2 separate regions of the Mus musculus genome follow, and region 1 is linked to region 2. A link is a loop called in an ENCODE intact Hi-C map of the cell type or tissue named here. Cell type or tissue: heart. All regions are shown on one strand. Each heading gives the region's core, and the rest is flanking DNA. Links, peaks and the distances in the headings are about the cores only.

Region 1 (15,823 bases), core at 7,301-9,800, 110 kb before region 2:
TCCGTTAGGGTTTGCTGAAGAGCCAAAGGTAGGAGTATCACAAGTCAAGGCTAGTCTGGGCTACAACATGGGGCTGAAGAGGTGGCTTGGTGGTTAAGAGCACTTCTTGCTCTTGTGTAAGAACTGGGTTTGGCTTCCAGCACCTATATGGCTGCTCATAATGGCCTTTAATTCCAGAAACAGGGCCTCCAATGCCCTCTTCTAGCCTCCATAGGCACAACCACACATGTGGTACAAATACATACATGCAAGCAAACGTGAACAAATACATACAAGTAAACATTCTCACACAGAAAAGTAAGTCTTATAAATCCTCCTAAACAACAAATGCATAATTTTTAAGCTTTGAAAAAAAATTAAAGGTAAAAATATTGAAAGAAAAAAATCTTACCTATAGAGGGGTAAAGATAAGAATTACACTTAACATTTCTTCAGAAACCATGCAGGCAAGAAGCAAAATTTTATGCAAGAAGAAATAGACAATCTGAATAAGCCAATCTCTTTAAAAGGTTGAGAAAAAGTGAACAACTTCAAAAGCAGAGAGCAGTAGACACAGGTCAATTCCACTAAAAAGTAAAGGAGGAGATTATTCCAATTCTACACAGTCTTTCTCAAAGGCTGGGACACTTTCAAACACTTTTGGTAATATGCATCTACTCACTTTAAGAAGCTAGCATCTTCCTAAGACTAAAACCAGACAAATAATACAGGAAAACCACACATCAGGACTCCTCAGGAAAACAAACACAAAAATCCTCAACAAAATATTAAAAAGAGAATCCAACAACTTATATAATAATCAAATACTATGAATAAGTAGAATTTATTCCAGCTTATAAGACTGGTTTAGCATTTAAATTTTTACCAATTTATAACAACTCATATATGAAAATTTCAAAAGAAATTTAATTAAAAATTTATATCACTTCAGCTATTCACATATGAAATGTTACTAGTGTGAAATATTTTAATTACATTGCTATTGAGATTAAATAGCTGAATTAACTTTTAGCTTTTTAAGTTATAAGCAACTACAGTGCTGCTGAATAAGATTGCAAATTTTGGGAGCTGTAGAGATGATGGCTCTCTAAGATTAATTCTTTTTTCCCCCAGAGGACCCAAGTTTGGTTCCAAAGGTCTGTGTCTGGTGCCCTGTGATAGCCTAAAACTCCAGCTTCAAAGAGTTATGATACCTTTGGCCTCCAAATGCACCCATATGAACACACACACACACACACACACACACACACACACACACACACACACACTTAAAAGCAACAAAAAAGATTCTTTAATTTATTATTATTATATCTTCATATTAGTATGTTTTAAAGTAAGGGGTAAATTTTTAGTTATATGATTCCTGTGAGAAAGTAACAGCTCTCTCTTTCCTGTCAATTTTATTTAATACATAAACAATAGATTTAAGTAAAATATAGTTTGTTTCTTTGGCAAAAAAAAAAAAAAAAATCTATGCCATAAACAGACCAAAACAATCACCCGATGAGACCAACTTATCCTGAGATAAAATTCAACATTTATTATGATAAAGACTCTCAGCAATAGAGAAAAACATTCTTTAGCTGCATAGGCTATACACAAGAACCGTTTAGCTAATATCATGCCTAATGATGAAAAACTTGCAACATTCCCACTAGATTAGGATCAAGTCAAGGATTTCTCTCCAAACCTATTTTTAACAGACTAGAGGCCTAGGCTAACGAAGTAAGGCAAGAAAAGCAGTCAGAAGCACATGGGCATGAAAGGAACTGAACTCTGTTCATTCATGACACAAAATTTATGTAAAACAATTTCCCCAAACCAAACAACACTTTCTAGAATGAATAAGTAATTATAATGTGGCCTACACAGTTAACATATAAAAGTCAACTACTAACCTGTGAATGTAGCTTTACAGTAGAGTGCTTGCCTGGCTCTGAGTTTAATCTCCAGAACTTCTGGAGGGAAATGTTTATTTCCTACGTGCCAACAGGAAGCAGGTGCCATTTGAATTTTAAAAACAACTCTATTTACATTATAATCATTCAAGATTAAGTAACATAAGTTGAAAAATATGTGTTCAAGATCTATGGAAGAAAGCCTACAGATTTCTGATAAAAGAACATTTAAATAGATGCTCTCCATTAACTGATAGGAGGACCCATTATTATCAAGATGACAATTTTCTACTTAATCTGTAGCTTCAAAATAGTCTCCATCAAAATCTTAGCAGTTTACTTTATGGATTGTAGGAGATGTTAAGTTCGTGTGCTCACAGATAAGCGTTAGGGAAACCAGGAATTTTGATGCAGGGTTGTCTCTAGGAAAAGATGTGATTAATAGCTTGGTGACCTCTATGCCACCTGTATGACCAGGCCACACCTGGCTCCCTAAGACTCTTACGTTTATCTCAGCCAGTCTGTAGTGTATCTTCCCCAGATCCTTCGCTTGAGAATTGTTTACATGGAGTCTGCTTTCTCCGTTAATCTAGAGGGCATCTTTCTGAGAGATGTCTTGTGTACTTTACAAATGGGAGCAGATGTGGTTTATAGGGTGACCTTTCCGCTGTCTGTACAACTGAGGCCACACCAGATTCTTCCTCAGTCCTTTAGCATGTCATATGCAGTCAATCTATAGAACCTATCTTTATGAAAGAGGTCGCATGCATTTTACAAAGAGTATCAATAATGTCTTGAGCTTTGTTGTACACTTTTTTTGAATTATCACCCGGAAACCTTTTTCTAAATTGTACTGTGCTTAAGTATGCCTGAAATAAATGATCTGGTGTCAGACTCTTGAAAACATCTGCTACTGAGTCATGATGAGCTGGACCTCATGACAGCTTGCCTCACATGGATAAGATCAATACTGCTCACCATGGTGTTTGCAGAGCACACCCCTGCAATGGATACTGAAAAAAAATGATTTGAACATTACCATGGAGAAGTCAAAGACCCTTACTGGTCAGAACAACATTAAGGGAGAAGAACAAAATCGGTGGACTGACACTGACCAACCTCAAGAGTTATCAAAAGGATAACAAACAATGTGGCACTGATACAAGAACAGACAATAGATCCACGAAACAGAATACTGGACGCAGACATAGCCCCACATGGAAGCATCCAGTGATCTTCTAAAAATGATCAGAACTAGTTAGTACTGGGCATGGAATGCCTGGACATACACATGCACGAAACAAAGACACACACACAAGAGCCATCCTTCACAAAATTAAAGTGGGAAAAATAGAGTTAAAAGAAGAGAGATTTTTAGTATAATAAAATGGACACATGTTCTATATTTGCCAAGATCCATAAAATGTGCAGTGCCAAAACAAACCCTAATAGAAACTACAGAATTTACAGAAAATACAGAAAAGGGATAATGCTAACAGGGGACATTCTGTTTTGAGACAAGGCATGTACTAAAATCTGTGCTTTCTGCTCTCTGTAGATGTTGCATCTACATCTGTGCCTGTGGGTTATCTATCCCAGGCATCTACTTAATTTTGCTATTGTCAAAATAGTTTTCAAAGTATGATTCACAAACACATAAAGAATTGAGACGTGGAATCAGTGAGTTTCTGTGATTGCTCCTTCTGTAACACATACAAAGGACAATCTGGGATATCAACTCAATTAAGGGAGCTATGAAGCTAACAAGGGGACAGGTGAGAAGACAGCTCCAATGTTTAGCAAAAGCACAACACAGAGAAGCCACCAAGGATTCTATTTGATACTAAAGGTGAATTTATTTTTGAATTAAGGATCATCAAAGGGAAACATTATCTCTCATGTTATAAAAAAAAAACAGTAGTAAAATACAGTACACAGGAATGCCATTTGAATGTTAACAAAATGAGAGTATGATAACAACTGAAAATAGGTTATTTTTTAATGTTAAATACAAAGGTGAAGCAGTTTAATAAGAAATTTTGTTAGTATGAAAAATATATGTCCCATGTCTTTATTATGTACTGTACAAAATAAAATATTGCACCTTGGAGTCATAGAATAAATATATACAAGGAGTATTTTACAAATGATCTTTGTTTTAATTTAATAAGTCCAACAATCGTATGTGATTGCTGACTAACAACTCAAGGGCTGGTGTGCTTCTTCCTGTCCCTGTCTGTTCCAGACCACCAAACCCTCCACCTACAGTAGTGTTCATCCCAGTGTCGGTGAGGCTGAAGTTGGAATGTGAGAGAGACCTGTGCTCAGAAGATGGCAGAGAGGCTCAGCAAGCCTCTCTACAAACAAACCCAAAGCCACAATGTGCCGTTCACATGTTGATCAGGAGGTAGGTCCAACACAACCTGCCTCAGGAAAGGTTGTGTGCCAGGAGGCCGTGGGTGCTATGTGTGCAAGCAGCCGGGACACCGAGTAAAGAAACAGGACCACTTATTTGGGGTTGTGCAGCATCTAAAGCTACAACTGGTAAAATATCATGGAAAGGTCCCCATAGCCAAATCAGTTGTAGGAGGTGAACTTGGATGCTAGCCTGACCCTTCCCAAGGAGCAAAAGTTTACTCCAATGTCACGAACAGCAGCCTTGGATGTAGAGGCCCAACCCTAAACGGTAGCCCTTAACTTTAAAGGCAGCCCTGGTCTTAGCCCTAATGTACCTTCCTTTCTCACCTAACCGAATCCTAGTGCTAGTCCAAGATGAATTCAGCCCTTCTTTCCCAAAGCACAACCCAAATCCCAGCTCTAATTCCTAACCCCCAAATTGTTATTTCACCATAATTCTAATGGACTTTGGACTTATCTACAAAAATCGGCTCAAATGAAAATAATCATTTACCATAAACAATTCTTTCAACTATTACATTTTCTTATTTAGATTAATCTCTTATATACTTTCTAAAATAAAAATCCCCAGGAATATTACTGTATGCATAAATTACATCTAATAAGGCTTGGATCTCTGTGTGCAATAGTGCTTAGATAAAGTTTCATTCACAGCTCTTAAAAGAAAGCTTTGAATATACTTCAACATCAGTAGAAAAGGTTAGCTTTTCCTCTTCTTTGATTTCCAAGATGCCTTATTTGGCCACAGATAGGCTTCCGTAGTTATGAAAGTGGCAGCTGTACCTACTGTGTTTTCTTCCATAGATGCTTTAAGAGTGAAGACAATGTTATCTGTGGAGAATCCTTGGCTCGGTTGGTGTTATAAGCTGTCCAGTGAGGTTGTCTCCTCTTCACATAATAAACATAAGGATCTATAGATATGCCTTTAGTGCCAACATTTGAAAGGCTACTGGCCAAAACCTTTAAAACATAAATACTGCATAAATGTGTTGAAACTCTACAACTTGAGCGAAGTCCTCAGTTGCAGACTTCAGGATGTACCATTCTTCGCTGGTTTACAAAGCACAGCAGGTGATGATGTGTTTGTGATGAGGTCCCGAGAGCAACACATTGCTGTTGATGCATTTGTGTTAGTCCTAAACTATATCCTTTATAGGAACTGGAATGAAAAAAAAAAAAAAAAAAACAACCGCTGGAAAAGTTAACCTTATAAAATTGTATCGGGTACTGTTTCTGCATTAACCTCCACTTGATCATCGTGTCTAGAGACTTTAAGAGTACGTGGTTTTGAACCAGGGATACTGGGAAAAGAGCCTCTTTAGCTTTAGCTTCTCAGCACAGCAGCATCACAACCTTGCCAAAGCTTTACCCTTCTTGACATGACTGGCAGCACCTTTGTCTGTAGACGGCCAGAGAGCACAGGTTAAGGTGCTTTACGAACATACAGTAGTGAGTTGTGTCCGTGCAGTTTCCTGAAAGAACAAAGAGAGAAAAGAATCCATAGCATGGGTTCATTAGAGCGTGAGCAAGTAAAGAGGCATGCCTGGGGCTCCTGCTCTGCACTAATGTTAGGCACACAGTGGGCTTACTTCTCCACAGGGCCAGTGGCTTCCTGTGACACCCTGAGCACTCCTGTGGTCACAGGTCCTCTCACCCACGTGACTTCTCTCAGTGCTGAGGGCAGAGGTTACTTTTTGTAGGGTCATGGGCTCCTCGGAAAATTTATGAATGTCTCATACTTATCCCATGCAAGAGTAACAGGAAGTTACATTCACTATGTAATGTTAGGACATTTGTTCACCTATATGAGCACCATTGGCTTGCTCTTAGCAGAGGAGACTGCAAAGGAAAATGTGTGTGGAATGGCTGCTACTACTTTAAGAATCAATGCTGCAGCCCACAACCCCTCCCCTGGACAAGGAAGGCACATTAGTGTCCCGGTTTTGACCAGGCTTCTTGGGAACTGGTGATACCTGAGAGGGGTACGTACTATCACAGGAAGGCCCGAGACAGTGCCTCCAGGCAGCTGGTTTCACCTGCACACAGTATCTGTCCGCCACAATTTTGCAGCTCCCTGTGTGAATGCAGTCGACTTTGCGAGACTGGAAGCCCCTGCCACAGACTGCTGTACAGGGCTTCCAGGGGCCCACACGCCAACATGCTTCACATGGCCCCAAGGTGCAGTTCCTTCCAAAGGCAGGTCTGAAATGAAAAGAAATAAATATGTGTGTGTGTGTGTGTGTGTGTGTGTGTGTGTGTGTGCAAAATGGGAGAAGATGCCACTGTTTTCTGGCATTGATCAAGCCCTTTCTCCTTCTCTGAATTTAATGTACTAAAGGCGTCCTTAGAAAACTGATTTGTACTGTTCATAGCTGGCTAAGCAGAGTAGTGGGGCAATCTGACCATAATAAAGATAATTAGATACTTCAGAATACAGACTGTTCCCTGCATTAGATATGCTAGGAAGGCTCTGGAAATTGACAGAGACATTTGATTAAAAATGAAGAGCTACTAGAAAATAGTCAACAAACACTTATCTAAGGCTTAGAGTGTCAACCACATGGGTATAAAACAGAAGAAATGGATGAAATGAAGTTGAAGCCCGCAAAGAGGACCAGCAAGTCGCAGAGCTGCCACGTGTGAGGCAGGAAGAGAGCAATGCTCTGTGAGATACCAGTGGTGAGTGCTTGCATGCAGGTGTATGCAGGGAAAATCAATGGGGTGTGAAATCAACGCAAAGGATTCCTGACCACCAGGGAAGGCTTTGGTCTTCCACTGATGGCCAGCACAAGTTCTATGCATCTTAGTGTGTTCTATCTAGAACCGAGGCCTGAACTGGGCATGGGGGAGGGGAGCATGCCTGTTAACTCCAGCTACTTGGGATTCTGAAGTAGGAGGACTCAGAGGTCAAGTTCTACCTCAGCCACAGAAAGCACAAAGGGCCTAGGTTCAATTCCCAACAGTGGTATACACACACACACACACACACACACACACACACACACACACACATTTAACCCCTGCTTCTATGCCATACAGTTTAGAGTAATAGTGACATCATTGTCCAATACCTGAGGCTGAGCATACCCTCACCTCAAAACATGACAAAAAAAAAAACAAAAACAAAAACAAAACACAAAACCCACAAACCACAGCCAACAAGCTGCATGCTCCCAGGGACTTCCAATTTCAAATTAATGCATAACCCAAGAGTGGACTCTCCTGGCAATCTAGAGCCGATGAGTTTAGGCAAACGAGAGTTACTACTATGATAAGTCACTTGAACATCGTTCACAAGCCTTATGTTGCTGTTACTAAGCCCTGAAAATACTGCACTATGAACAAGAATGCATATGCCAGCAACCTCACCTGCCCAATGGTGTGTGGTCAGAGTTACATCCAGGCCATGTGTAGATTTGTAACCAGTGAGTACAGAGACCAAATCTATTTGGAAAGTGGAGTCTAAAACACAAAGAAACTAGTGGTTGCTGATGTTTGGAAAGATCATGACCTCAGAGGACAGCATCTCAGCAGATCCACTTTTAGGGATTTTTTTTTCCTGTTCCCTAGGACATATTGCCATGGAAGGTATATGCAGAAGGTAGGAGACAGTCTCTGTTCCCAAAGATGACTGGGAAAGGGTCCTAAAGTGAAGTGATTCAGTAGTTGCCTTTCTCTTTGAAATCTGGAAGATGTGGAACAGGCATGAAACTTGTATAATAGTGTCTGCCACATAGACCAGAGAGGTGGAAGGCTGTTTTTAAAAAAGTCAAGAACAAAGCCAAATACAAAAAGCTGCAGAGCTGAGAGAACAAGCCAATGACTTCCCATTCTCCAGATATCGTCCTGCTGGATCTGCTCAAAGCCTATTGGACACTCTGGTCATTACTGTAACTAATTTTACAGTTTATTCAGCATCTCTTCTAAGGGATATTGAAATATCATTGAAAGGGCAAGTAAATGGAGAAACTTGTGACAACCTTACTCATGAAGAAGAGTGTTATACAAAGTGGAAGCGATGCTTGGATTTGCCAGTAGGCGGAGACACCATCAAAGGGTTTAACTAGGAAACAATGCTCTACCAAACTGGTTATACATTTTAAAAGAGGAGCCAGGGAGGATTGTCCTGCTAATTTCTTTTGTTTTCCCCAGTGGGTATAAATCTTAATTCCCAAAAGTTGAGTCACTTTGACCAACAGTGAAGACTGAATACTCTCTAGCCTTCTCCTGCTGCAATGGTCAGATATCTAAAAAACAAACAAACAAACAAACAAACAAAAACAAACAAACAAACAAAAAACCCAATTGAACACACATTCAAAGAATAAAATTAACAGGGTAGTAAACAGAGGATATAAAAGTGTTAGGTGATCCATCTTATTAATAAGTCTTTGCTCTCTCTGCAGAAATTCTTCAAAGTTGGCTTCTGTTGTCTCCAATCTAAAGAGACGTAAGTAATTCAAGAGTTTCCTCTTGGTTGAAGGCAAGTCCTTTCTAAATACAAAGGATGAGAGGTCCAGGGTGCTGTTAAAGCAACAGGAGGCCAGGACTTCTCACTGGCTGAAAAAGATGCAGAGGGGCATCTATTTTGAGAGCAGGGACAAAATGGCTTGGAATGGGGACATCCAAGTCAAATGGAGATTGTACAAATAACACTTAATACAGTTGGGTCTCATGTGTTTACCAATGTATGATGGCAGTAGGAATCCTGAAGTGACTAATCTACTCATTTGCCTCCATCTCTCACTCTATCCCTGCTTCAAATAATCCTTGTGCCACCAGGAAGATCAATTCTAACGGCTGTCAATGGTGCCCAAGCCTGGCTATTTATCAGAAATAGACACAAGAGGACAAAGATCTAGGCCTTCCCAGGATTTTCTGACTCCTAGACAAGGCTGGAAATAAAAAACAAGGTTATAAAGCTTCAGAGAAACTCTCCTCAGCAGCTCTCTCTACTAACCAACTTAATTCCCTATTCACAAACCACCAGACACACGAGGCAAAGTAACATCGTAACTCGAAAAACAGCAGGTTATAATATAGGTCAGACAATCTGTCAGATAAAACCATACAAGTAAAAGGCACATGACACCTCACACACAAGCACAGCCCTTGGAAATTTCCATATATGATTCAAATCAAATCTATTCTTCCATTTTACTTCCATATCCTTTGTGTAAGATCCAAACTGATTAGAGTCAGAACCTCCATGCCTCCTTTTCCTTCTTTTATATTTTCTGCTTCTTGCTTTTGCTGATTGCTGATTTTAATTGAACTTGTAAGGTTTATCCAAGGACCATAAGGATTTAATATATAATAAATATAATAATATAATAATTTAATATATCATATATTCAATATATATGAGAGAAAGGAAGGGAGAGACAGAGGGGGAGAGAAGGAAACAGAGAGAAAGAGAGAGAGAGAGAGAGAGAGAGAGAGAGAGAGAGAGAGAAAAGAGAGAGAATGCAATGAAGAAGGAGAAAGTGAGTTGAGCACATAGCCCACATTAAAGGTTTTGGTGAGCCTTCATCAGTAGTAGTTGACTAGGTTTGCATGTGGACCACTCCCTTGATATGTAGCATGGAGACTGGGCTGGTAAAAGGCAGGATGAAGAGAGGGAGACCAACATGATTTCTGTGCTGCTAGACCACATAAGAGGTGATGGTGCTTTGGTCAGGGTGATGGTGGGTGAAATGAAAAATAAAAGGAAGGTGGATTCAAGAAAGGGACCACAAGGGATCAAAATGTATATAAAATGTTACAGAAAACAACTCTATAACACTGACTGAAAATTGAAAGATTAAGAACCTATCAATGCCAACGAGAATGGAGATAATTCTCATATTGTATACATAGTTTGATGGTAACTTGGAAATATCTAAATGGACACACGTATGAATTCACTTTGATTTCTAAATGTCTACTACATAACAATGTAACTCTCTGAGCATAAAGACATACATTCTACGAAGTTTACTGCAACATCTGTTTGTAAAAGCAAAAAATTGAAGCAATATACCACCAAAGAAACAGCGGAATATTAAATATCATGCTTAAATAGAATAAAGTCAAGATGTGCTAAGATACAACATGTTTATAATCTATTCTTAAATATAAAATCAGGTTTCAGAAAAATATGTATATTATGTTCAAATAAAAGGCTCCATCCATATAAGCATTTGTGTTGTAAAGATAGTCTTTATGACTGCAAAGGAAAACATCTGGGATGGTGCACATCTGTGTGTGGTCTCTATCTTTGCAGTAAAGCAGGAAACTAAGTTGTCTGTTGAGAATGAGGGCAGCTGCTCCAAACATTTTCCATTTGAGAATGGTTCTGGCTTGAAATCACCTTGTGGGAATAGGAAATATTGCTGAATCTACATTGCCAAACCTTACTGAAGGCTCAGAACAGTAACCAAGCCAACAGTCAAGGTCATTCCACTTCCTTCAGCAGGATTCTGTGTGGGGGGCATTAAGAAAGAATCAGATACAGGGTGTCCTTTATGACCAGGACGGCTCAGGGACTGACTCTAGGCTCGCTAATTGTAATTTAAGTTGAAGTTTGCATGGATGATAATATTCCACGTGCAGACTGAGACACTTAGGTATTCGAAGGTCACACAATAAAGAATGATGGAATGAAAGTTTCCTTGTGTTGAATAACTTGCAAGTTCCCTCACACTTGCTGATGGCTGAGATGTTATTACCTAAGGTAGTAGAGCCAGCTAGCAGAGGGATGCTGGCCATCCAGATACTCTCCTGAGTCAAGCTCAAATCTACCACCTGTCCATTCAGATTTTCATGCAAAAGAAAAAACAAACATCCCCTTTGAAAACTAAAATGTTTATTTTTATTCTCTGCTATATCATTATGCTAATATCCAAATCAACACAGCTTCTAATAGGAATAAATCATTCTTATTTATATAAGTTATAAATATATATTATACAATATATTTATAATATAATATATATTTATATAAATTATAAGTATATCCTACATAATATATTCAAAATATATATTTATATATAAGAATATACATATGTAAATAAATATATATTTTTTAAAATCTATTTTGGGTGCTACATTTTCCCCCTTTAGAGTATTTATTGGCCATATTTCAGTATAATGTATACTATTGAGAATGGCACTAAATAAATCATAATTGAATAGGAATTTTCAATTATGTCAGAAACAAAGAATAATTCCATTTCAGGCAGTTTTGTCCCCTGGAGGTTCCAGGGGAGGTGCATGCTGCGCTGGGGTGGGGTCAGTACCTCCTTCCGTCCTCACAGTCAGAGCTGGAGCTGTTGTGGGAACAAGCAGTGTGGTGGTGCTGCATCCTCGTGGCATGGCCCATGCAACGTCCAGGACACTAGAACAGAAGGAAGCACAGAACAGTGTCTCAAGTGCCCTGAGTGCTCAGGCTCACTGTGTGTACTGAGACCTGGGCTGAGGTGGACCAGCCAAGGACAAGCTCCAGGGACCAGCTGTGAGTTAGAAGAAGTGGATCATAGCTCTGCAGACAGACCTACGCTTCTCCCCAATTCTTTAATCCCCTGAAGCTCAGGAAGAAGGGAGAAGGGTGGGATCAACTCTGAATTATTAGGCTTAAGTATGGAAATGGATATATTTAAACCAAGAAGTGAAGGCCAAGTTTGGTTTTTTTCTGCTCTGAGCAAAGGTGGAGGTACCTGTGCTAAGGCACGTTCAGCTACAGGAGAAGCAATTCAAGTCTGATTTGCAGCCCTTGAAGTTTTGCATAGCCATAATGCCTATTCATTTTCCTCATAATCATATTATGCATGGAAAAGACTTTTACATTTTTATTACTGTACAAGGAGCTCCCCAGCCAGGGCAGAAGTGTGTGGAGTACGTTCTAAGTGAATTCTGATTTTGCCTACTACTTTTACCTTTCTTAACCCATTTCATATAATCTTTTAATCTCATAGCTGTAGTTCATTGGGCTTTAATTCACTGGCCATGTAATTATTAATCATTTAAAACACACATTGTAATGGCTTTCAGGTTTGCCACACTATAGCCAAGTTTGGAACATTATCATCATCTCTCACAGAAACCCAACAGCCCTCTGCAGTCACCCCTCCATTCCCAGTCCTGGGCAGCCACAAAGCTGCCTTTTGTTTGACTGATTTGCCTACACTAGACACAACGGTGGAGTTCTCTTCCATTATTTGTCCCAAGACTCTCAAGGTCTGTGCACGGTGTAGAATGTGGCAGTCCCACATTCCTTTTCATGGTATTTGTTGTACTAACATGCCAGAGCTCAGGTACCTCTGCGCTTGCTTCATCATGTTGGCGGTAGTGTTACTGTTGCCTGTGCTGTTTCCACTGTTTGGTTATCATGAGTAGTTAGGTCATCACATTCATCGGTAAATGTCCGTGTGGTGTTTTCACTGCTCTTGGATACACACCTAGCAAGGAAGCTGCTGGGTCCTCCTCAGTCATGTTCAACTCCCCAGGAACCTGTGGGTTGTTTTGCAATGGGACTGCACCACTGCACCCCACCTACAGTCCTGCAGGATCCACTTATGCATTTTCTTGTTAAACTATCTGTTTTTAGGCCAGTGCTGCAAAAACTACTGTAAAATGGCACATCGTTATGGCTTAAGTTGATTTCTTTAATAACTAACAATGAGCATCTTTTGATGTCCTCCTTGGCCATCTATTGCCTTTGTCAATAGATGGCTATTTAAACCCCTCATTCATGCTTTAATTAGATTGTGTGTGTGTGTTAACTATTGAGTGGTGGCTTTTAAGATGTATTTTAGATATAAGTTCCTTTCTAGAGATGTGTCATTTAATTGTTTTTCCTACCCTATGTATCTGTTAGTGTCTTAGTGGTAACCCATTGTAGCATAGATGGTTTAGTTTTGATATGATTCAAGTTATTCATTCTTGTTTTGCCTATGTAGTTGGTGTTGTATGTAAAATATCATTTCCTACAGTGTGAAGAATCATGTCTATTCCTCCCCCCCCCTACATTTTATAGCATTGACTCTTAAATGCCCTTGATGAATTTTGTGATGTTGGTATTACCTGTAAGCAGAGAGCATGGCTTCATGTCTTTTTGTGAGTTCACAGCTACACTGCAGCATTTGTTAAAGGGGATTGTTTCCTGTGGTTACTGGTGACACCAACCACTGACAGGAACAACTTAAGGAAAGTCCTTTGTTGTATATATTATGTATATATGTTTTTTGTTTTATTTGTTTTAATGGGATTTCTGAGTGTGTGAACAAGTTTCTGAGACTGTATCTATTTCTTGTGTCTTTACTTGGGCTCTGTTCCTTCTGTTTGTCTGTTTCGTCCTATTCCAATATGTTAGTTTCTGTTTTATCATATTATATTTTATGTATTACAGTACTATACCCTAGAAGCATTTTAATTCCTAATGAGAGACAGAAATGAGTTGGATCCGGATGGGAGGGGAGGTGGCAAGGAACTTGAAAGAATACAGGGAGAGGAAACTGTAATTAGGATATATTATATGAGGACAAAAATCTATTTTCAATAAAAGGGAAAAACTGTGGCCCATTACCATTTTTAAGGTATACAATACAGCGCTGTTAGGTATAAATATTTATTAGCATTGTGGCTCATCAGAACATATTTATCTTATAAAACTTTGTACTCTTTAAAATCACCTCCTATCCCCTAGTCACTCAGCTACTTAAAAGTTCTACTCACTGCTTATGAAGTTGATTAGATTCACATATAAGTCTTTGTCTTCTGGCCCGGATTACCTTATATGATACAGCCCATCAAACTCATCCATGTGATATAAGCATATTATATCTCTCATTTGAATACTGAACAAATACTTTAAGTTAAGCATTCTAATAACAATTTTACATTTAAAGTTCATTAGCAACAAATTGCTGATTATAGATAACACAGCCAACCATAAGGTTACCTGGTTTCCTGGGTCGATGGCCTGTTGAACACATGGACGAATGGAACATGGTTTTCTCCCTAGAGGCCTGTCTTTAGGAGCACATGCCCTTGGGGACACCACCTGCACAGTCCCATTGGCTTTTGTCTGCTTGCATGTCACTTGCCGACTGTGAAATCCTTCACCACAAGACGCGGAGCACTCTGACCACATGCTTGTAAACCACCTAGGAACAAAAACTGTAGGACCTTAGTCAAGACTGTCACGAAAAGGCTGATGTGTTGATCCCAACACTATGGTGATGTCAGGGCTGATATGTTGATCCTAACACTATGGTGGTATCAGGGAGTCACATGTCTCCCCAGGACAGGGCAGCATAGGCGACTCCCAGTCGTTGTCCTCCCCTCTCCCCAGGGACAGCAGTGTCACTAGGTAGAAAGAACCAATATAATGATGAGTGTGCCACCTGCAAGATTTAGTGCAGAGTTATCACTGTGAACCCCAAAAGGTTAGGTTCCCTGTGGACTCTGTCATAAGACTTAGGCTTTCTGAAGGATGACTCTTAGTGTGACATGTTCCATTTAGAAATGACAGTAGTTACTAAAAGATATGGCATCTAATAGTCCTGCAGCACCAACAGGCCTTAAGAACAAGCCACAAAGCAGCTGTGACAGAGCCTGGCACAGTGACTCTGTTCCTCACTCTCTTTTGAGACACGGGCAGCCACCTGCTGTGTAGACTTTGGTATAGAAAATGGAACCATGTAATAGGAAGATTCTCCTATTTTATCAGTGTGTGTGTGTGTGTGTGTGTGTGTGTGTGTGTGTGTGTGTGTGTAGCACTGTCGGGGATTGAACCTAGGGTCTTTGCATATGTGTGCATGCTATAAGAGCATGTTGGATCTCCAGGCTGTGAGGCCATGGATGGAGGTACTGGACACTGAGATGAGGTTCTCTGTAAGAGCAACAAGTCTCTTCATTGCTGAGTCGGATCTCCAGCTCCCAACTCTCCATTTATTTCGTTTAAATCAGAAAATTAGGGCTGAAGTATCATGCTTGTCTCACAGATCTGAACTAAAAAATACAAAAATATCTCTGTTCATTTGTGTGTGTGTGCGTGCACGCGTGGGCGCGTGCATGCATGTGTGCATGAGTGTATATGTGAGTGTGTGTGTGTGTGTGTGTGTGTGTGTGTGTGTGTGGTGAGAGAGAGAGAGAGAGAGAGAGAGAGAGAGAGAGAGAGAGAGACTTGGTCAGTTTTCTACTAGGCTATGTGCTGCTGGGTCATTTCCTTACATTGACACTTTCTCTAAGTACAGCTACTGAACTGTTAAACAGTCCAAATTGCTGTCTTTTTTTTTTTTTAAGTTTCTATATTCTTTGATGGTCTGGGTGTTTTGCTTGCATGTATGTCTGTTTACCATGTGTGTGCATGATGCATTCAGAGGCCGGAAGAGGGTATCAGATTCCCTGAGGCTGGACTTTCAGATGCTTGTGAGCTGCTACATGGGTTCTGGAAATCAAACCTGGGTCCTCTGGAAGAAAGGCTGGTGCTCTTAACCACTGAGCCATTTTGCCAGCCCCTATTG
Region 2 (15,823 bases), core at 5,241-7,740:
ACGGGCAGGAACACCGGAAGGAGCAGCTCTGACTTCCCGCCCGCCTTGTCTGGCCTCAGTGGAAGAGGATGCCCAATCTGGCAAAGGCTTGATGTGCAAGAGGCGGGGTAGCCAGGGGCCCCCACCCTCTCAGAGGAGAAGGGGGTCTGGGGGAGGGGGTCTGGGGGAGGGACTCTGTGAGGGAGGGTCCAGGAGGGGCAGCAGCATTCGGGATGTTAAATTAATTCATTAGTTAATTTAATTCAAAAAAAACTGACCTGGAAATAAAAACAAAATCTAAAGTAATACACAGTTCTATCCAAGTGAGATATAAGATGATATGTAGTTTTATGGATAATAAAATAATAAATTATAAAATAATAGCACCGATGCCAAAATGGGGCTTCTAAGAGAAAGCATGAATGGTTTAACATTTGAACCAGATGAAGAGGAGACACAGCAAGCTTTGCTACACTCTACACCTTGATAAACTCAAATCATGAAATGATTATCTTCCATCAGGTAAGAGAACTTCAGAAGATTCTACAACAAACTTCACATAAAGGTTGCATATGAGAGAGCTTTGCCCCAAAATGACAGGCATTAGAAAGGGGGGCTGCTGTCTTCATTTCTGCTCAACGTTGTAACACAGGTCCCCATATAGTGCAAGATAAGAAGAAAACACAAAGTGACAGGAAAGAAAACTACAACAGCCATTATACAGATACCCCAACTATGTGTGGACACTTCAAAATGTAGACACAAATGGCTAGCAGGGCAGTGTAACTCTAGGGGGAGCATAATCAGGTATGAAAGCCTATTTGATTTTCACTCAATAGATATGAGTATACAGAAAATGGGGAAAGAGATATTATAAAAACATTCAAAAACAAACACTGGAGGTGAGTCTAATACATGACATGTAAGACACACATGTGGGAATTACAAACACTGAGAGTAATTTTAATTATCCAAACAAATGTGTGGAAACTTATAGATTAGCAGGGATGGTACTGGGAAACTTCTGATTTCCCTGATTAACAGATTCAAAGAGTTCTGTCTGTTTGTTTGGAAAAATATCACCTGAGTTTATTTACTTATATTCAATCTTAAAATTTATTCTAGAGACTTTCATACATGAATACCATGCATTTTAGGCCATGTCCACCTTACTCCCTACCTCCAACTCCTCTGAGAAGTTTTATTAAAACTGACAAGCTGACTTTAAGATTGACAGAGAAGTGCAGAATCCAGGAGAGTGAGGATCCTCTTTAAGAACACAGCTAAAAGCCCTCGGCAAGGTGAAGACGTTACTTTAACACAGCAGTAGATAAACCACAAGGGTACTTGATTAGGCGGGCTCCTGCCAATGGGGTGGCCATGTGGAAAGCAATACTAACTGAACTTCACAACATATACACAACTAAGGGCAGGTGAAAGATGAAACAAGCACAGAAGTGTGCCCACAACTTGGATGAGGCAAACATTTCTTGTCCAGGACACTGACAGAACCACGGGCATTCCATACCACAGGCAATAAAGATGGACATGCCACATTTCAAATGGGCAATAGAGATGGCATGCCGCACTGCAAACAGTTGGTAAGTATGGATCTCCCACATTGCAAGCAGACAGTAAAAAAGGCTAAGCCACACTGCAAACAGATGAGAAACTTTCTATATGAAAACTGACAGTGGAGAAAACTTGAAGTGAATCTAGAAACTCAAGATGCAACATCAAAGTAAACCCAGAGAAGAAAAGGAAACAAAGGTAAAAACATATATGAACAGAAAGAAAAGTGAAACTAAGAAAAAAATAATCCACACAACTAAAATTTAGTATTTAGACATGTCAGAGACATTTTTAGGGTGATTAGAAACAAAACCCCCAAAACAAGACAATAAACCAATAAATAACCCTCTCCTCTCCTCCCCTCCCCTCCCCTCCCCCTCCCCTCCCCTCCCCTCCCCTCCCCTCCCCTCCTCTATCCTGTTTTTGAGAGGTCTTATTCTATCTATAGCCCAGACTCCCCTGGAACTTACGCTATGGTCCAAGTCAGTCTCGAATTAACAATCCTCCTACCTCCTCCTTTTAAGTAGTAGGATTGCAGTAGGCTCATGCACACTTAAAAAATCCAGTTCTAGTAGCCTCCAAGAGATGCCAAGGGCTGCCAGGAACCGCACTATTTTTTTCCATAGCCTGTTACTCTTCAACTCTCCAAGAAAACAGTTTGTGCTTCTTCCTCAGTCTACCGACTTACGACTCTTTTGGCAAGGTCATTCACTCATATCTGATACCCTGCATCCCGTTTCAGGAGAAGATGAATATAGGACAGAAGGACACCTCTCCATCTGCCTCCCTTTAATCTGCTCCTCATAAACTGCTTTTCTCCTTAATCCAGAAACTCTTCCCATCCATAGGGGTGAGAAGATCGCCCCAAGAAATATACCAGGTATCACTTACTGCCAACTGGGCCCAAGGACAAAACTAACAAGCACTGTATATGCAAATGCACTTGATGCTGCCACCTTCCTTGTTCACAGTCATATGCCCGCTTCCATTCTAAGTAGCTAGATCTGCCTAACCCGTGGCACTGAAGGAGAAGCAGATTAACATGCCTAAGATGAACTTTGTGCAACACTGTTAGTTTCTTGATTTTGTTTTGGCTATTGTTGTAACTAGCAGAGAAGGTTAGTCTTGTATCTTGAGAAGCATTGTAATAATAATAATAAAAGAATGCTCTTGGGGATACGGTTCCCTGGGGTTTCCATTCCAATCCTCTGCCTCACTGCACTTCAAACTGAAAGCGTGAACCTACCGGGGAGAAAATATTAGCCAGTCTCTTAGGTGTCTGTGGAACTCAGGAGCTCTTGGGGCTGAGACTCAAAAGGCTATGGTGGCAGCTGAAAGGTAGACACAGAAGGGTGAGGAGGTCGAGGTTATTCATAGCTACATAGCAAACCTGAGAACACCCCCAGGTACAAAAAGCAAAAGAAACAAGCAAAGAGTGGACAAAAAGCATGCCCCTTCACTTAAGAAGTTCAAATGGGGGTAAAGCGATGGATCAGCAGGCAAGTGGCAAGTGGCAAGCCTGGAGGCCTGAGTTCTCTCCCTGGGACTCACAGGTAGAAGGAAAGAAATAACCCCTGCACATTGTCCTTGGGCCTCCCCTTGCCCTATGGCACACACATGTAACCACCATGCCCTCTCTTCACAGACAATAAATACATTAAAGTGTAATAAAGATAAAAAAGAAACTCAAGTGACCCCATGAATTTATCACTAAGTCAAAAAATACCAACTTGATAAACTGTGATTATTAAAACCTACTTCATATGTCAAAGAGAAACAATAAAAATGAACAATGTTTCATTGTAGACATACACTTCATTTAAAAAAATTGTTTTAGTAATAAGCTTTGACAAAACTCTATTAAGTAAACTAGATCCTATAAATTACCCAGTCCATCTGTTTTCCAACAACAAGTGTGAGGTTTGGGTACATGCTGCAGATATAGGTTAAGGTGCCTGGGAAGGGATATACATGCTGCAGATATAGGTTAAGGTGCCTGGGAAGGGATATACATGCTGCAGATATAGGTTAAGGTGCCTGGGAAGGGCTATACATGCTGCAGATATAGGTTAAGGTGCCTGGGAAGGGATATACATGCTGCAGATATAAGTTAAGGTACCTGGGAAGGGCTATACATGCTGCAGATATAGGTTAAGGTGCCTGGGAAGGGATATACATGCTGCAGATATAGGTTAAGGTGCCTGGGAAGGGATATACATGCTGCAGATATAGGTTAAGGTGCCTGGGAAGGGATATACATGCTGCAGATATAGGTTAAGGTACCTGGGAAGGGCTATACATGCTGCAGATATAGGTTAAGGTGCCTGGGAAGGTATATACATGCTGCAGATATAGGTTAAGGTGCCTGGGAGGGGATATACATGCTTCAGATATAGGTTAAGGTACCTGGGAGGGGATATACATGCTGCAGATATAGGTTAAGGTACCTGGGAAGTGATATACATGCTGCAGATATAGGTTAAGGTACCTGGGAAGGGATGCAGAAGAAATCTGCAAATGCCACAGAAAAGACTTGGACATTAGTGGAGCTGAGTGCCTTTATGATCAGCAGCAAACACTCAAGAGGGGATGGTGGGGTAGACGTTTTCTAGACATTGTCCAAAGCACCGTGAACTGAGACTCAGGGCTCTACCTGGGCTCTGTCTGAGACTGAACACTTCATGAGCTGATGTCTTGTTCTGATGTGGCAGTCCCAGGTTGGTGCTGATGGAGGCAGCCACCCAAATGAACATTTTCATTTTGAGGTTCTACATGGGAAATATAGTAAAAGTCCTTTTCCCACCATTGGTTCTCCTTGTCATCTGCTTGTTATCACAATCTCCCTGTCCACCCCTCCCATCTGACCCTCTGTAAAACTCCTTCCTACACCCATAGAGGCATAGGGAACAGGCTCTGCACAGCTCACATCTAAGCCTAACCTGCAGAAGATGTGTTCTCATCATTCCACAGAGGAAGAGCTATGGTCTTTGGCTCTGATGCTGAAATGCTCTGAGAATTAAATCCATTTAGAACCATCTCTCTCCATCAATCCTAACTATAAAGACAAAAGCTCAAAGTAAACTAACAAAAATTAATAACAATAACCTTTAGCAGTCATGGTTCTAATGTTAATGCGTTCTCTCTGTACTTCTGTCGACAATAGCCTGGCCACTCGCTCACCTGAACAAGTCCCCAGGGGCAGACATGACCTCTGACAACTTCAACAATCAAGTACATAGAGAATGACAAGGGAGCAAGGTTCAGGATCACTTACAGCAGTGTGTCCCATGCTTTTTAGGGAAATAAACTCAAGTTCAGCTACTGACTTGGCCACTTTGAAATAATTTCTAAAATTATTAATATAAAACATTCATAGTTGTGTATATTTACATATATTACTTAGCTATGAGTTTTGATATCAATGAGAAGATTTTCAAGCAGATTTATTTGACACTTGTCTATTTACTCCTCTGTGTGTGTGCGTGTGTGTGTGTGTGTGTGTGTGTGTGTGTGTGTGTGTGCACTCGTTCCACAGCACTTGTGTGAAGATCAAAGGAGATGGCAGGTTCCAAAGATTGGATTCAGGTTGTCAGGCTTGGTAGCAAGCAAGCACCTGCCCAGCCATCTTACTAGCCCCAGATTTACTAATTTGGGGGAAAAAAATCTCACTGTATAGCCAAGGCTTGCCTCAAATTTGCTATCTTCCTGCCTCAGTTGCCTGATTACAGAAATGAATTAGCACTCTCTGCTTGAAATGCATGAAGAAATGGCCCTCAGGGGCCACATTACAGGAGCATGTCAGATTCTCACAAAGCTCTACCTTTATGATCAGCAGAAAACACTCAAGAGGGGACGGGATTTGGATGGAGGGCAGTGAAGAAAAACTGAAATTCCTTTCCTGTCACCACTATTTCGGATTGACTTGTGTCCCATAAGAAACAACACTGGGGCCTTGCAGTGCTGACATATGCCTTTAACTCCAGCACTCAGGAGACAGGGGCAGGGGCAGGGGCAGGGGCAGGGGTAGAGGCAGAGACACAAGGCACAGGCACAGGCAGAGGCACAGGCAGGTTGATCTCTGTGAGTTTGAGGCCAGTCTCATCTACAGAGCAAGTTCTAGGACAGCCAGAGCTACAACAGAGAAACCCTGTCTTGAAAAACAACAACAAATAAATAAAATAGAAACAAACAAAGAAAAAGAAACTACACTAAAGCCCTAGCCTGCAGAACATCAGAATATGGTCTGACTTGGACACAGGGTCTGTGCAAATGTCATGTTGCTGAGATGAAAGTAATTGGCTGGGCCCTGGCCCAATATGCTTGTGTTCTTATGGAAATAGGGTTGGCTACAGAGGCAGACATGAACGAAGGGAAGATAATAGGAATTCTTTAGCTATGATAAAGGAGGAGAGAGGGACGCAAAGCAGGTCCTCCCTCACAGCCCTCAGACAGAGCCAATCCCGCTAACACCTTAGTTTTGCATATTAAGCCTCCAGAATGATAAGAGAGTCCCTCTCTTTCCCGCACATTCTATCTCTGCGTACTCTGTTAATACAACCTCTGGAACCCTAGGCAGGTCCTGACTCTAAGCCACTCCCCAACTCTCATCCCTCATCCCTGCCTCCTGCCTGTGTTCCTAAAGCACTTGGGAATTTGTGGCTTTCACTTCTGCTGCCCCCGTGTGGTGAGACCATGGTATGTTCTCTAGCAGAAAGGAATCCAGGCAGTCAGAGGAGCTAGCATAATTCTCTAGCAAGACTCTGGGAAGAGGGCATACAAACTATCAGAGCTGGGTCAGGGAAACCTGAAGACAGGTTGCATGCTTGAAAGCTAGGGGAAAGCAACCAGAAAACATACGCCCACGGGAGCATAAAGTATCTAAACTGAATGAAAGTGACTGCCTCAACAACCGGTTGTAGAGGGAAAACATCAGGCCACAAAGAAGACAAATGTGCCTTTCTCTCCGTATGTCTCCCAGAGAGGTTTCTACCACAGAAACACGTATCTTCATTAAAGTAGTTAAATTTTATTTCATAAGGTAATCTCAGTGAAATATACTCCGACTCGATAGTCCTAAACATTTATGCACAGAGGTCAAGATGCCAAGGGTAGGTAAATTCCCTCTGAGTGAGCTCAGCTTATAGCTCAGCAGTTCTCAACCTGTGTGTTGTGACCCCTTTCACAGGGTTGCCTGAGACCATCAGAAAACACAGACATTTACATTACAATTCATAACAGTGTAAAAGTATAATTACAAAGTAGGAATGAGAAAACTTTTATGGTGGGGCGTCGCCATGTATTAAGGGGTCACAGCATTAGGAAGGTTGAGAGCGATTGCCCTGGCTCACCAGTCAGCAATTGCCTGAAACAGCAGTGATTTGGTCAAGAGTCTCTACTGTGCCTGGTGGCCAGGTACACATATTGCAGGAGCAAAATCCTCATACTCCAGGGTAAACCACCCTATTGCAACAGAGATGGGGCAGGAGCCACCATGAGAAACTATTATTCAGGAGAACAAGATTATAGAGTGAGAAGAAGCCCACGGAAAGAAAAAAGGCAAGGCTTCCTGGACCAACCTAGCTATGAAGAAAAAGTTTCTTAAAGAGTAGAAAACAGATTTTTTTCTGTAAGAATGTAAGAATACAGTAGTTTCCAACATTTCCCTTACCAAAAGCCCTGCTCTTTATAAAAGCTATGACATAAATGATGAAGACAAGCACAGCCCAGTATCCCCATAACTGTGCTGGCAGTAGCATAGAGTAGGTGGCCCCTGGGCCCTGCTGCCACAGAGCTCAGTCTTAGGTGGAAGCCATCTTTATTCCAGATGTCCTCTGTGGAGAGCGACTAGAGGGGTGTAGGGACATGGGGGAGGGGTAGTCATCAGTCACCCCACATAGCATTACCCCTCCCTCTAAGCAAAGGAGTGTTGCTTGATTGTGTAGTGATCCCAGAAAAGACGGTTGTAAGCAGAATCCTTCACCTCAAGCCACAGCACAGCTGGGCAACACTACAATGTTCTGAACCAGAATTGGAAGAAAAAAAGAAATAACCGATGGAAAAGAATATTTCCTAGAAACACACATAATCTGGACAAGCTCCTGAGTCAGAGAGAAACAACCCCAGAGTCACTCTTGCTTCATTTCAAGTGTCTCCAACTTTGCCAGATTCTCTTCTACCGAGCACACCGCAGCCACAGAGGAACACGGCTGTAGGCATGGAAATGACACTCTGTTTATACACAGTTAGTTGTGTGTAACGCCCTCTTTGATAAATATGTTTTTAAACAACCCCTTCAGTCTCCAGAGCCTGAAAGCTTTCCAGACACTGAAGCTGAAGTCCAGAGCTGTTTATTTATTCAGTCTGAGAGAGCCAGGATTCAGAGGCAGGAGACAGGGGATTGCTAAATCAGAGTGTGTGTGGGGGGGGTATGTTGTCATGACAGTCTACTAAAAGGTGAGTGCATATTTGGGTAAGAAGGTTGGAAATAATCTTTATTTGTGCAAATGATATGTGAATACATAGTATTAAAATTATTTTAAGAATCATATATTATAAATGAACCTAAGGCCACTTCCCAAAACACATGTCTCCTCTGCAATGGTGACTGTGGTTTCCCTCTCTGACATACTCTCCAGTAATGCACACACACACACACACACACACACACACACACACACACACAGACAACTCACAGAACTGGTTTGTTGGCTGGGAAGACAGCTCAGTTGGTAGAGTGCTTGCCATGTATGGACCCGAGTCTGAAATCCAGTGACTGAATTTAAAGCAAAACTGGGGCTACTGGCACACACTTGTGATTCCAGCCCCCCCACCCCCGAGACAAGACAGGAGAATCTCAAGATTCACAGGACAGTCAGCCTAGCCTAATCAATGAGTCCTGGGTTGCAATGAGAGACTGTCTTCAAAACACAAAGACAGTTCCTAAGGAGTAATGGCTGACATGGACTTCTGGCTGCCACAAGCCTGAGCACACATGTGGACCCACCAAGCACACATGAGCACACACGTGTACCCACACACTAAGAAATCCACAGTTTCCGAGTGTGCATGATCTGGTTCAGAGAAGCAACAGGATCTCTTCAAGTTCTAGTCATGCCGATACTGTAACCAATATCTTGGAATACTAATCTTTGTAGGTCGCTTCTCCAGGCAATCCCATACTTACCCATATTATACCTATACTGATTAAAGGAGATTACAGGTATTCTTAGCAATTAAAAGGAGGAAATACAGAGTCCATGTGTATGAGAGAGAATCACACAGAAACCCTGCAAGGGAAACATAGAAATCACTCTATAATAACAGACCAAAGAGCTAAGTATATTTCCTTCTGGATCCCACACAGAACTCAGAGAAGCCTATGGAAGCCAGGCAGATGGCAGACACCAGGAGCAGCACGAACAGCAGCAGATGCCTGTTCCTTTAATGCAACGTGAGGGTGGCAACTGGAGAAGGTGTGGGCTACGGCAAACCAGAGAGTGATGTCAACCTCCTTGGCATAGAGCAGGCCAGCTACTTGTCGAATCGCGTCCATTTTTACAGCAGAAAAAAAAAAACCACAACAAGTAATATTTTTATATTTTAAAAAGTCTCTTCAGCACTGATCACTGTAGATTCGTTTCTGTTCCTGCTGCTGTGATGAAACGTGGGCAAAGGTGACTTAAGGGAGGAAGGGTTTGCTTTGACTCACACTTCCAGAGTGCCACCTGTCTGTCATAGCTGTCACAGTGGGCAAGACATGGAGGCTGCAGCTTCACGAAGCTTGCTCGCATCACATTCGCAGCCAGGAAGCAGAGGGGTGAAGGAATGCGCCTGTCTGCTCAGCTCACTCCCCAATGCACACAGTCCAGGACCCCAGGCAAGGAACACCTTGGGTGGGTAGGTCAGTCCTCCTACCTCAGTTAACATAATCAATGCAACCTCACATAGGCCAGCCCAGGAGCCCACCACCAAGTGATTCTGTCAATTAGCACTAACCAATCACACACTAGTTAAAAGCCTTGCCTGGTCACACTGCAGGCTGAAGTTGGACCCGAGGGATTCAGATGAGCTCACAGATTTAGTCAAAGTGCCCCATGTCTCTCTGGTAGCAAGTACAACCAATGTCTCAATAGAGCATTCCTTGTCAATTTAATATGTTAAACACATATTAAATAAAAACACATAAAAAATAGTTGGTTTTATTTTTAAGGTTTCAGGGGTCTTTTGTGATGCTTAATATGGAAAAGCTCTAAAACCATCCCAGAGGAAAGCCTCTGGATGTGTTTGTGAAGGAGTGTCTAGTCTGGGTTGACCCATCTGGATGTCAGCCTCTCTGGGTCCTGACTCTCTCTCTACTTCCTGACTGCAGAGGTGGCCAGCTACAACATGCTCCCACCACCATGGTTTGGCCACCATGATAGGCTAGACCCTTCATCTGTGAGCCAAAGCAAAGCCTTCCTTCTCCCCTCCCTTACATTCCTCTGTGTCCGGGATTTTGTTGTTATAGCAACCAGAAGAGTAATGAGCATCATTTTCCTTCATAAAGGTATAATTGACTGTCAAGGTAATTTTCATTCTTCTACTATATTCTGAATGATTTTTCTGGAAATGGAGGGAAGACTCTCACTGAATGATCTTTCTTTTTTTTTTTTTCATTCCTTGTTCATTTTCTTCTATATCTACACTTCGTTCCTTTGTACAAGGAAAGATGGCTCAACTCTACCTAGAGAGAGAAGCAGGCTCAGGGCTCAGGAAGAAACAGTTTGAGCAGATGCTAGTGCAGAGATTGTCATCACCTGTGACCCTGATTTTGAATCAGCGGCTGCAGTACAACACACTGGCAGGGCTGAGGATGGGAGGGACAGCTCCTGTCAAAGGAAGTCAAAGAATAGCCCTCTGTCCTCTCCTTTTCTTCCCCAGGATGGCATGCTTAGCTAATCCCCATCTCCACCAACCTCCATATGGACTTAAACTGAGCATGGCACGTGGGGGTGATGAATATGAAGTTATCTCCCCCTGGAAGAATGAAAATTAATTCTTAATTCTTAGAGACTCTACTTGAGAGAGGGGAACAGTTTTTGGGAATGGCCTGTTCAGATGGAAACCCAGGAAGACCCACTGTGTTTCCCTTGCTATGCCTAAACAGGATGCTCCGAAGACGGTCCATCTACCTTGAAGATGAAATCAGCCATCAGGGGTCCCGCAATCTTGAAGGTTTGTCTGTCCGCACCCTTCTGAAACTCAATCGTCGTGTTTTCTACAGTGAAAACCCCAGGACTGTTGAAGCTGTGCTCTCCTCTGCTTCCTTGAAGTGTTTTGGACTCAATAACTGAAAATTTGAAAATAAAATGTAAATATGGGAACTACCCTAAAGACATTTGATTTAAAACGATACAATGGCTAAGTGCAGCATCACTAGGTACAAATACAACAGATATAGTGCTGTCTCCTCACCTGATGGACACTGATTGATATTGGCAGAGCAGACATGTGAGGCTTTGCAGTGCTAACAAGAGCTTTTGCTCCAAATCTACTTAAGTTCTCAGAACCATTTCCAATACAGAATAAAGAGGAATATTTTCTTAGTTTATGCTTTTTCATGATGTACCTAATATCACAGACTGAGTGAAGCTAAGTCTTTTATTACCCATTCAGAAGAAAGAATCTCAATTTTGATTTAAAATTTTATTTTTTTTTAAGTAGGTATAAATTCACAGAAATTAGCACAGAGACGCCCTATGCAGTCTTCTCTTATCTTGTCCATGGGCTGTGAATCTACGGCACCAGAGCCAACCGGGAATTGATGCTAAGATGTGTATTTTATTAAAGCAACTGTTGCTTTGCCACGATGCCGAAGAATAACTTTCCACATTTCCCAGGACCTCAGCAAGGAGTGTGTGGGAATCTAGAGAGTGGTCTGGAGCAAAGGAAAACCAGTTGCCAAGACATTCATCCACTAAGTCACAGGGTAGAGTTTATTTCCATTGGTTTGATTTGGGTACCTGGAAGAGCTACAGAAGCGAATGCTTTAGTTCTGAGTTCCCATGAGTCCTCTGTGGCATCTAAAGCAGGTAGCTGGTGGGAGACCCCAAGCATCTATGATCATCCCACCACTATTAAGGAAGTGAATATGCATCTGTGTTCTATTGTCTACTGCCCAAGTAGTTTCTCCCCTCCTGCCTTCTTAGTGAGGAGAGAGAAGTGAGCAAGTAGGACCAGTAGCCTCTCACAGTGGAAAGTGCCATTATGACCCAATGCCTTCTTCTATACCCATATCTTTGTAACCTGTTTATAATTATACACTTGCATGCAGGAGTCCATGAAATTAGAGAACATCAGCTCCCTTGGAACTGGAGTTACAGGTGAGTGAGAGATGCAGTGAGGGTGCTAAACTGAATTCAGGCCTTCTGAAAGAATACCTGTGGACCCATCTCTCCAGCCCCTGAAAGGGCAACTTTAAATATTTTAATGTGTACTTAAGAAAAAAAGGTGGCTTTAAAGATAATGAATGCTGTGGCTGTCTCTGACAAAAGAATTTACACTGTCGCTCCTTTGGAAAGAGGCAAACCCAGGTGAACGAGAGATTTGTTTAGAACAGAGTTTCTCATCCTGTGTGTTGCAACCCCTTTGGGGGTCAAATGATCTTTTCACGAGGTTCACCTAAAACCACCAAAAACCTCAGATATTTACATTATGATTCATAACAGTATAAAAAACTTCATAACACAATTACAGTTATAAAATAGCAATGAAAAAATGTCATGGTTGGGGGTCACCACAATATGGGGGACTGTATCAAAAGGTGGCAGCATTAGGAAGATTGAGACCCACTGTTTTGACTGTGGAGGTTAGGAAAACATTCTTAGGTGGCTGTGCATGAGAACTTACAGCTAGCCCTTACACTAAATGTGTGCCCACAGCAAATGCATGTCGGTTAGCTGCTGGTACCTGCTCGGCATTGCTTTCCTTGGGCTATTATGTATAGTGCCATAGGTCTAGTCGAGCTCAGAAGACAGAACATGGAAGAAAATTGTATCTTGGCAGTTGGTGGAGGTTCTAGCCTATGACAAATTGCCCTTTTAGGTTATGGTTATTAGAACTTTATGGTTATTAATAATTTTATTATTATTAGAGTTTACTAATACTTTGAATTTTAAAGATTTTTTAAGGTGTGTGTCCACTACGTGAATACAGTTCTCACAGTGGCAAGAGGAGGGCAGTGGATATATGTATGCCCTGGAGCTGGACTTACATGTAGACGTGAGCCACCATGTGGGTGATCGGAACCAAACTTCCCGTGCAAAAGCAGTCAGTACTCTTGAACACTGAGCCATCTTTCCAGGATTTTACTATTTTTTAAAATTACATTTACTTATTTGTGTGTGTGTGTGTGCCACCACATTAGTGGTAGCTCTTTTGTCCTATCACATAGCTCTGGGGGATTGAACTCAGGTAGCCAGACCTGGCAGCAAGTGCCTTCAGCTGCCGAGTCACCTCACCAGCTGAGCCAAACTTAGTTAAAGCCATAGTTTTGCTATAATTACATTTGCTATAATTACAAAAACAATTACACTGCTTTTGCAGGGACTTTCTTATTGCTTCCATTTGGGGAGGAACGCATGACTGGAAAATCTAGGGCTGTGTGTTCCCTATAGTAATGTGGCTAGGATTAGAACATATTAGAAATTCAGGATCTAAAGAGCTCTAGGCAGATTGTGAGATGGACATTCTATAATTAAATTCCGTCCCACAACAAAGGGACTTGAAACTAATAGCACCAAGCATTCTCAGTTTTCAATCCTGCAGCCACTTGGAAGGTTACAGTTAATATGGACCTTTAAAGCGTGATTTAATAGTGAAAAATAAGCTTGATTTCAGAAATAAAGCTTTTTATAAAAAATGGTTACATAAAACAAGAAAACAAAACCCCTTCTATACTGTAAAATTCAGACATGTAAACTAAATCCTTTGCAAGGCAGCCAGTAGAGAAGGGTGGTTTTTCAGAAAGGCTTCCAGAGCCGCCTGTGGGGCTGTTCAGAGAGGAAAAACTCCAAGCAATAGATCTGTCACTTGGAGAAGTGGGGGAACTTCTGAACTCTGAACTCCAGAAGAGTGCCAGTTTCCAACCCAAAGCCAGGCTTCATCCACCAGCACACGCTCGTGAAAGTGAGGCTTCCCCAGGGCACTGCCTGTACTTATTCTGTTTACTGCTTGTGTGTTCTGTTTTTATAACTTAAAAAGTCCCTTAAATCTGGACATGGTGGCTGACACTGGCAAACCCAGGCCTCAGGACACTGAGGCAGGAAGTTTAGCACAAGTTCAAAGCCAGTCTCAGGTACATGATGAGTTCCAGGACCACAGAGCAAGACCTTATCTCAAAACAACACTACAGCCTTCCAAAACTGAACTTGGGGAACCACCTTCAGTTTCGTTAGGGCAACACATTAAACCAATTGTTCTGGGCCAGTCTGGGCTATGTGAGACTGTCTCAAAATAATCCCTCAAACCATGCATTTTACATAAATAAATAATAAACAATTGTTAATTTCTAGCTAACATGTAGAGCCCACCCAGTTTCTTTCTTTATGGTCTGTTTGCCAGGAAATAATCCATCTATTTTTCATCTCTGTAGCTGTCTTTGTCTAGGTATTTCAGGTAACATGGGGCTTTTTGTAGCTGGCATCTTTCACTGGGTCAATATTTTCAAGGATCATCCACAATGTAGCACCCATCAGAATTCCTTCCCTTTTTTTTTGTTTTTGTTTTTTTGTTTTTTTTTTTTGTTTGTTTGTTTTTTTGTTTTTCGAAACAGGGTTTCTCTGTGTAGCCCTGGCTGTCCTGGAACTCACTTTGTAGACCAGGCTGGCCTTGAACTCAGAAATCTGCCTGCCTCTGCCTCCTGAGTGCTGGGATTAAAGGCATGCGTCAATAGTATCCCACATGTCCTGATTATGTTATTGTTAGTTTAACTATTGATAGATATCGCTGCTATTTTCATTTGAAGGCTAGCGGGAATAATGGATAAAGGATATGTATATATATTTATATAAATTTATATAAATATACTTATATATTTATATAAATAAAGGATATTTAGCATTTTCCCTATTTGTTATTTATTGATGTAACTATATATGAAGTAAGGAGATTCTTTTGAGACAGAGTCTCACATAACCCAACTGTCCTGGAACCTGCAGCAAAGGCAAGGCTGGCTTGAACACCCAACCTTCCTGACTCCATCTCCTAAGTGCTTAGGGATTACAGGCATGCACCACCATGCCTGATGCTTTTATGATCTTTAGTTCAAATGATATCTCACAATTTTATACTGAGATGAGTCATGGAATTTAATGAGAATGATTTTTGCTAGTTTCTAGATGTTACATTTGAATTTACAAGGAGGAAAAACTGACCCCACAGAGTACTAAAGATTTTCAAACCATTTAGAAAACAGAGTTCTAAAACATTTTGATACTGCATTTCAAAGAAAGTCTTGTGTCACTAAAGCAAATCATAAGGGATAGAGAATTTCTCCCCCTCCAGAGTTAAGTATGGTGTGGTGGCTCAGGCAGTAAACTGCCTGTCACATAAGCATAAGGACCTGAGTTGGACCCCATAAAAAAATTAAAAAACAAAACAGATGCAGCAGCAAGTGCCTGCAATCCCAGCACTGACAAGGCACAGAGGCAGATCTGTGGGGCTTGCTGGGCAGCCAGGCAGCCATCTGATGATCTTCAGGTTTAGTGAGGGATCTTGTCTCAAGGAGTAAGGTGCAGAGTGATTAAGGAAGATACCTGATATCCACCTTTGGATTCAACATGCACTTCCACTCCTGTGCACATGTGTGCATGCACACACACAAACACACACACATGCACACATACACGTACAAACACATATACACACATACAAATATGCACATGTGCACACATACATATACATATACATATACATATACATATACATATACATATACATATACATATACATACATTACACATACATATATATACACACATACAAAAATACCCATATATACACATCACACACACATATGCACACATACAAACATACACATATGCCCACATACAAACATGCACATATGCCCATATATATATATATATATATATATATATATATATATACACACACACATATGCACACATATACACATACTCACATATATGCATATAGTCACACATACACACACATACAAACACACCCACACACAAATATACACATATGCATATACACACATATACACAAACATACA

Evidence for each region. Hi-C counts contacts between places; a loop is a spot of excess contacts. Peaks named below come from ENCODE experiments on the same cell type or tissue, not always from the same donor. Only the 100,000 strongest peaks of a DNase experiment are listed, where the experiment ranks them.
Region 1: it touches region 2 in a loop (3-fold over the local background); 6 of 42 quality-filtered maps call a loop at or near these places.

What each region holds. Positions count from the first base shown.
Region 1 is chr7:82,602,357-82,618,179 of GRCm38, reverse strand. It overlaps Adamtsl3 (ADAMTS-like 3), which reads right to left. Exons shown (of 30, transcript NM_001190374.1): 27 at 14,257-14,461; 28 at 11,597-11,694; 29 at 6,307-6,518; 30 at 3,732-5,788. The coding sequence ends at 5,682. Among named protein-coding and RNA genes, the nearest start is that of Saxo2, 38 kb to the left of the region's middle. In heart, for the core only: a CTCF peak has its summit at 8,359; no DNase peak of the experiment used is centred there.
Region 2 is chr7:82,494,654-82,510,476 of GRCm38, reverse strand. Adamtsl3 (ADAMTS-like 3) reads right to left here. Exons shown (of 30, transcript NM_001190374.1): 9 at 10,722-10,879. Among named protein-coding and RNA genes, the nearest start is that of Saxo2, 150 kb to the left of the region's middle. In heart, for the core only: a CTCF peak has its summit at 6,228 (motif pointing left); no DNase peak of the experiment used is centred there.